3 separate regions of the Homo sapiens genome follow, and all the other regions are linked to region 3. Evidence: read pairs that join two places in POLR2A ChIA-PET (ENCODE). Cell type or tissue: A673. All regions are shown on one strand.

Region 1 (2,500 bases), 300 kb after region 3:
TGAATATATTCCATGATCTCTAGCTGCCAGTTCTCATAGAAAATCTGTTATTCAAAGTATATAGTTCTTTCCCAATGAGAACTGAAAAGAACTCCTTAGTCAGACTTTTATTGTGTTACATCATATTATTCATAAATCACCACTTAGATGTCAAAAAAGTCATATATATCAAAATAGCCCCTTTCCCCCCAATGTTTTAGAATTTTCTAAGTAAACAATGATAAAATACAATTTTTAAAAAGCACAAGCCTTATCTGTGTTTGATATTCGTATTATTGGCATATCTTGACTTTATACAACAGGTATGTTTTACTACTTCATGCATAAACCTTAAACAAGTCCGAACATTTCTACTGACTTTGATGAACTTTAAAATTTCAAAGCTGACACAGAGAGTGAAGTACACAGAAAAGCCTAGTACCAAAATCATATAAACCATATTACTTACATGTACTATAACTTCTGCCAATGATTCTGGTAATTGTTATTAATTTAATATTCACTATAATTATAATTTTAAATCTATAAATAAATATTATTCAAATATTAATTGGTGGTACTAGTACTAAAAAAAAAGTGCTAAAATACTAGATATGTCAAAATGTTATGGCAAAACAACTGTCACGACAAGCTACGCTGTCAATTTAGAAAAGCACCCTGTAACAATGAGAGTTAATGACAAAAATAAAAAGGGACTTTTACGTTTGTAAAATGTCAAAGAATAACAGAAAAAAATTGCTGTCATGACTGCAACACCAAAGTCACTATAAAGTATCACTTTAGCGCCTGACTAAAGCCTCGGGTACTCTTTTCCAGTAACAGTTTTTATTACAATATAATGAACATATCATAAAGCTTATTCTTTTAAAGTACGTAATTTAGTTGTTTTAAGGATAGTTACAAACCTGTGCACTGATCACCACTATCTAATTCTAGAACATTTTCATCACCCCAGAGAGAAACTCTGAACTCACTTAGAAGTCACTCACTCCCATCCTCTGGCAATCCACTTTCTTTCTCTATAAATTTACCAGAATATAAATTCTCGATATTTCATAAATGAAATCATACAGTATGTGTCTCTTAGTGTCTGGTTTCTTCCACTTAGCATAATGTTTTCAAGTTTCATCTATGTTGTGGCCTGTATCAGTATTTCCTTCTTCCTTATAGCTGAGTAACATTTCATTGTATGGATATATCACAGTGTTTATCCATTCATCAGTTGATGCATGTTCTGGTTGTTCCCAGCTGAAGTACTTTTTTTGATGACTTGAATAGACACAGATTTTACCAAAAGTATTAACTATGCTTAAAAGATATGCTTAAAAGCAAAAACAATATTCTTAGCACACATCACCATACTTAAATTTTATTGAGTTTTTAATTATGTGAAGTCTTCAGAAATGCATTCCTTATAAAATCAGACAGTTCTGCGTAGGCGGCCAGGTTTATTAACAGTCTTCCCATAATACTCTTGATCATATCACAGATTGCCTGGCTATAATGAAGGGCATTAAGGCTTGTTTCCCTTTGAGGCCACCCAATTCTAGAATTTACTGAAAACTTTAGGCACTATAATTATAATTAGTCAATATCTTTATTCTAAGGCAGCATTTCCCAAAGTGTGTTCCTCAATAAAATAAGCTTAGGAAACACCAAATTAAATAAAGTCATACAGCAAAGAATTTCTTACTGCAGAACTTCCCAGAGTCTTAATATGCTAACGCACATTATGACACATCAAGAGGAAACCTTTTAAGGCATTTTCCGAAAGGAAATATGCTTTAAACTCTAATTATCACTTGGTCCCACTCGCCCATCTTTACCCCCAAGAAACAGAGTCACATTGCTTTTGACTGGCACTTTACATCAACATGAAAGGTGATCCAGTTCATTTTCTAGCTTACAGTAGACAAACAGTGCAGGGTCTAATCAAGTGGCACAGTTTTCCATGTTCTCCAAAGTCAAACCTTTATGTACAGTAGTTTTATTACTTTACATCAAGTGCTTTGGAATTCCAGAAACAGTCATGTTGAAATAAATTTAAACCTACTGCATGTAGTATTTGAAGTCATTTCTATCCATTTTAAGAGAAAAAAAAATTAGTAAATAAATACTCAAACACCTTCAGATGCAAGCATAAAGTTTTTTATAATCTACCATGCTGGACTAGCAAAACTCTTTGCTTGGCCTTCTTTTGAGAGGTGTAAACTTTAACACTAGAGACTAAATAGAGTAAGTCCCAAGAGTGAGTTGCTTGCTTTCTACTTAAAAGAACATTTTATATAAAATATTATTTCTCCTCAAATCATTCAACTGAAGCTGCTTTTCAGAACTGTATTCTTCTATTAGCTTCACCCAATAACTAACTCCCTAAATTTTTCTTCAGTCATAAAAACTTTTGGAAAATATCAATGTGTTATATCAAGTTTTACATGGCAACTTAAGAAACCATAAAAAACAAGTAAGTTCATTCACAGTCATACAATTACAAACTAAA
Region 2 (2,500 bases), 90 kb before region 3:
CCAGCCTGGGCAACAGTCTGAGACTCTATCTCAAAAAACAAAATAAAATAAAATAAATAAAGTGATTTGCTTTCATGCTATTGTGTTGTTTGAGTCCCTTATCTATTTGGATATTAACCCCAGAACAGATATATGGCTTGCAAATATTTTCTCCCATTCCATAGCTTATCTCTTCACTGATTGCTGCTTTTGATATGCACAAGCTTTATAGTTTGGTATTATCTCATTTGTCTATTTTAGCTTTTGTTGCCTATACTTAAGGGGTCATAGCCAAGAAAATCTTCGCCCAGACCAATGTCATGGAGCTTCCCCCACCTATGTTTTCTTCTAGTAGTTGTACAGGTCTTACATTTAAGGTCTTACATTTAAGTCTTTAATCCGTTGTGAGTTGATTTTTGTATATAGTGTGAGATGAGGGTATACTTTTATTATTCTGCAGGTAGATATCCATCCAGTTTTCCCAGCACCATTCATTGTAAAGACTATCTTTTTCCCATTCAGTGTTCTTGGCATCTTTATCAAAAATCAATTGACTATCAATGAATGAATTTATTTCTGGGCTCTCTATTGTGTTCCATTGGTCTGTGTGTCTATTTTTATAGTGTACATGCTGTTTAGATTACTGTAGCTTTGTAACAGATGTTCAAATCCAGTAGTATGATGCCTTCGGCTTTGTTATTTTTGCTCAAGATTGTTTTGGCTGTTCAAAGATTTTTGCATTTTCATATGAATATTAGGATTTTTTTTCTATTTCCATGAAAAATATCATTGGAGTTTTACTAGAGTTTGAATTGAATCTGTATGTGGCTTCAGGTAGCAGGGACATTTTAACATTAGTCCTTCCAATCCATGAACGTGGCATATCTTTTCTGTAATTTGTGTCATCTTCAATTTCTTTCATCAACATTTTACAGTTTTTATTACACAGATTTTTTTACCTCCTTATTTAAATTTACTCCTAAGTATTTTGGGTTTTTTTTCTTTTGATGCTACTATAAAAAGGATAGTTTTCTTTTTCAGATAGTACATTGTTAGAATATGAAAATGCTACTGATTTTCATAAGTTGATTTTTTTCCCTGCAACTTTACTGAATTTGGTTGTCAGTTCTAACAGTTTTTGTTTGTTTGTTTTTTGTTTTTGTTTTTGTTTTTGAGATGGAGTCTCGCTCTGTTGCCCAGGCTGGAGTGCAGTGGCACGATCTCGGCTCACTGCAACCTCCGCCTCCCAGGTTCAAGCAATTCCCCTGTCTCAGCCTCCTGAGTAGCTGGGACTACGGGCGCCCGCCACCACACCCGGCTAATTTTTGTATTTTTAGTAGAGACGGGGTTTCACCATATTGATCAGGCTAGTCTCAACCTCCTGACCTCAGGTGATCCGCCCACCTCAGCCTCCCAAAATGCTGGGATTACAGGCGTGAGCCACTATGCCCAGTGCAGTTCTAACAGTTTTTGATGGAGTCTTTAGGGTTTTCTCTTATAAGGTCATATTGTCAGTAAACAGTGACAGTTTCACTTCTTCCTTTCCTATTTGGAAATATATATATTTTTAATTTTTATATTATATATATATATATATTCAAGACAAGATCTCGCTCTGTTGCCCAGGCTGGAATGCAATGGCATGAACACAGCTCACCGCATCCTTGACCTCCCAAGTTCAATAGATCCTCTTGCCTCAGCCCCCCGAGTAGCTGAGAATACAGGTGTGCACCACCTCGCCCAGATAATTTTTGTATTTTTTACAGAGATGGGATCTTGCCATGTTGCCCAGGGTGGTCTTGAACTCCTGGCCTCAGTGATCCTCCTGCCTCAGCTTCCCAAAGTGTTGGGATTACAGGTGTGAGCTGCCACACCTGGCCTATTTGGCTAATTTTATTTCTTTTTCTTTCCTTTTTTTTTTTTTTTTTTTGAGATGGAGTCTCACTCTGTCGCCCAGGCTGGAGTGCAATGGCGTGATCTCAGCTCATCGCAACCTCCGCCTCCTGGGTTCAAGGGATTCTCCTGCCTCAGCCTCCCGAGTAGTTGGGATTACAGGCACCCATCACCACTCCCGGCTGATTTTTGTATTTTTAATAGAGAAGAGGTTTCACCATGTTGGCCAGGCTGGTCTCGAACTCCTGACCTCAGGTGATCCGTCTGCCTCGGCCTCCCAAAGTGCTGGGATTACAGGCATTAGCCACTGCACCCAGCCAATTTTATTTCTTTTTCTTGTCTATTTGCTCTGGCTAGGACTTCCAATACTATACTGAACAGAAGTGAGAGTGAGCATCCTTGTCTTGTTTCTGATTTTAGAGGAGAAGCTTTTAACTTTATTTTTCTGTTGAGAATGATGTTAGCTATGTGTTTGTCATGTGTGACTTTTATTGTGTTGAGGTACATTCTTTTAATACTTTATTTTTGAAAGTTTTTATCAGGAAAAAATGTTGAATTTTACCATATGCCTTTTTTGCATCTATTGAGATGCTCATATAATTTTGTCCCCTTCATTCTGTTAACGTAG
Region 3 (2,500 bases):
TCAAGGTGCAGCCCAGGTGGAGCGCCACCATAATTTACAGCACACGACTCAAGACCCACCCAGCCACTTAGAGGAGCTGCACTCCAGGCACCTCGGGGAGTATAACCTTGAACTCGGAACCCCACTATATTTGCCATATTTGTTGTGTTGAAAGAAAACTAGTCATCTGTTTATCTGAGTCAGTAGCATTGAGCAGCTGTATAGTCCCCCACAGGCCCCACCCAGTCTTCCGTGCTTGTTAGGAGAGACGGAAGCATCACAGTCACCTGGTAGAAGGATGCCTGTCTGAGCCCCACCCCAAATCCAAGGAGCCAGACCAGGGACCCTGTGCTATAAACAAGTCTCCTGGTGATCCTTCTGCACACAAATGTGCCAGGGCTCAAAACATCCTAAAACAGGCTGCAAACCCCTGACGCCTTGCAGAGCCAGGTAGGAAAGTTCAAAGCAAAGAAAGGCCTCCAGGGGACCATGCGGGGACTGGAAAACGACTGGCTCTAGCAAATTCTTGTCCTTTGGGAATGTGGGCCCCATGTTGTCAAGTCCCTCTTTTTTAAAAAGAGAATGCCAAAAATCTGAATTTTTAAAAAGGTGAAACTTGTTTAAAGCTGACAACTAATTCAAGCCATTTAAGTACACAGCTCAGACCAAACAAAACTTACCTGGGACCTGAATTTAGCATCTATTACCAATGTTTGCGGCAAACCCCACACGTGGATGAAGCTAGAGGGTGGTGTGCTTGCCTGGCCTTGTCTCGGCTCTCTCTTTTTTGAGCTGTTTTCCTGCTATGGGACTTGGGCCAGCACGGAGTAGGAGTGGGGAGGCGGTGGGGAGCGGGTACAGGAAACGGCCCCTGAGACTTGTGCCGTACGTGCAATTGGGAGGCTGTTTGGGGACATTGTTCCTCACGTTTAACAGTGTTCTCTTCATGCCAACTCTCTAAAAAAATACCTCTCAGGTCTCAGGGCCTAATAGAGTTTTGATTTGCCTCAGCAATGGTGTGCCAGTGTCTTATGGACACTGAATTGCGTGGGATCAAGTTTTAGCTGCTAGAAAGGTCAGAGGGCAATTTGTGGCCTGTCCCCATGGCATATAGGACCTCAAGGTCCACACTTGTATACCTGTCATTCCTGGGTGCTTCTGACCTTTCCAACTTCTGTTTTTCGTTTGATGCTTGTCACATGACCACTCCTGTAAAATTTTATGCTTGTATATCAAATAAAGAAGTTAAGTGCTTTCTGAAATAAGGCATGCTATAAATAAATAAGCCCATAAAAATAGTAAGTGCTGAAAAAAAGGGTTATTGAATACATGACTACTTGAATGATTCATTTTGTGGTTGCACACAGGGCCTTGCACAGAGCAGGTGTTCAGGAAATGAGGGCAGGATGGTAGAGTGGAAAGCAGCAGTTTAGAGATGGAAAGACAATAGCCCTGCCATTTCCTAGCGACTGGGACCTTAGCCAAGCTGACTAACCTCTCTTAGCCTCAGTTTCCTCGTCTGTACAATGGGGACAATCTCAGTGCCACCTTATCAGAGTTGCTGGGAGGATTGAGTAAGATGATGTAAAGTGCCTAGCATGTAACAGGCACTTAATAAGTGGCAGCTGTGATTATTTCAACACCAGAAATACCCTCATCTATGAATGTCATTGTTAAATGACTTAGTAAAGGCAGTAATGTGTGCAACATGAGTGAGGACGCTCTCCCTTTGCTCAAGCCAGCTAGAGTGTGACAGAGAAACCACATGGATTCACTGGGTCAATAAAATGGGGAGGCCTTCCAGAAGCTCTCGATTCCCTCAGCTCCTTGTCCCAGGTCTCTGCTCCCCTCCACACCAGGGCCCCTCTGATTATAGCAGTGATGGCAGGTGGCTCCCTGTCTGAGTGTGGCTGCCCCATCACTCCCCTCTCAGCATGCTTATGTGCTAAAGACCCTGTCCTGTCTGCCCCCGTCATCCAATCTCTAGCCCTAGCCCTGTACATTCCCTTTCTGGAAGCCTCTGGCAGTTTTCTGCAAGCTTCCCAGCCCTGACTGATCCCTCTCCTGGTCATCACTTAAGTGAGCAAATTCATCTTTGAACGGTTCCTTGACCTTTTGCTTGACAGATGCACGCATGCTTTAGAAAGCACACGTCATGCAGTGCACAGGAGGTGCACTCAGAGATGACTGAATGTAGTGTCTGGGGCTCACTCCCTCTGAGGGTTGGACACCAGGCAGACAGTCAGGAAAGCAACTCTCTAATACTGTTACGAGGGAGAAAATACATCATATAGATCCCTGCGATGGAAGGTGGTCTATGGTGAGTTGTAGGTTTCCCTAAGGGCCTAAAATTTATTCATAAGAGGCACTGTTGCATAGGGCAGTGGTTCTCAAAGTGTAGCTCCAGACCTGGAGCATCAGCCTAGACTGGGAGCTCTTATAAATGCAAAATCTCCAGCCTCACTCCAGAACTACTGACTCAAACCATGTGGGGCCCACCCAGCGCTCCCAGTTTTCACAA

The links. Peaks named below come from ENCODE experiments on the same cell type or tissue, not always from the same donor. Only the 100,000 strongest peaks of a DNase experiment are listed, where the experiment ranks them.
Region 1: POLR2A ChIA-PET joins it to region 3 with 7 read pairs; 4 of 35 experiments call an interaction of 5 or more read pairs at or near these places.
Region 2: POLR2A ChIA-PET joins it to region 3 with 6 read pairs; 11 of 35 experiments call an interaction of 5 or more read pairs at or near these places.

Annotation. Positions count from the first base shown.
Region 1 is chr9:121,187,974-121,190,473 of GRCh38, forward strand. The region is part of intron 4 of RAB14 (RAB14, member RAS oncogene family); the gene reads right to left. Among named protein-coding and RNA genes, the nearest start is that of RAB14, 13 kb to the right of the region's middle. In A673, no CTCF peak of the experiment used is centred here; no DNase peak of the experiment used is centred here; H3K27ac peaks cover 527 bases.
Region 2 is chr9:120,801,708-120,804,207 of GRCh38, forward strand. B3GALT9 (beta-1,3-galactosyltransferase 9) reads left to right here. Exons shown (of 3, transcript NM_001386823.1): 3 at 1-80. Among named protein-coding and RNA genes, the nearest start is that of B3GALT9, 9.5 kb to the left of the region's middle. In A673, no CTCF peak of the experiment used is centred here; no DNase peak of the experiment used is centred here.
Region 3 is chr9:120,891,530-120,894,029 of GRCh38, forward strand. It overlaps a transcript of PHF19 not described here. Among named protein-coding and RNA genes, the nearest start is that of PHF19, 16 kb to the left of the region's middle. RefSeq lists an enhancer at 1,092-1,311. In A673, no CTCF peak of the experiment used is centred here; a DNase peak (open chromatin) is centred at 1,412.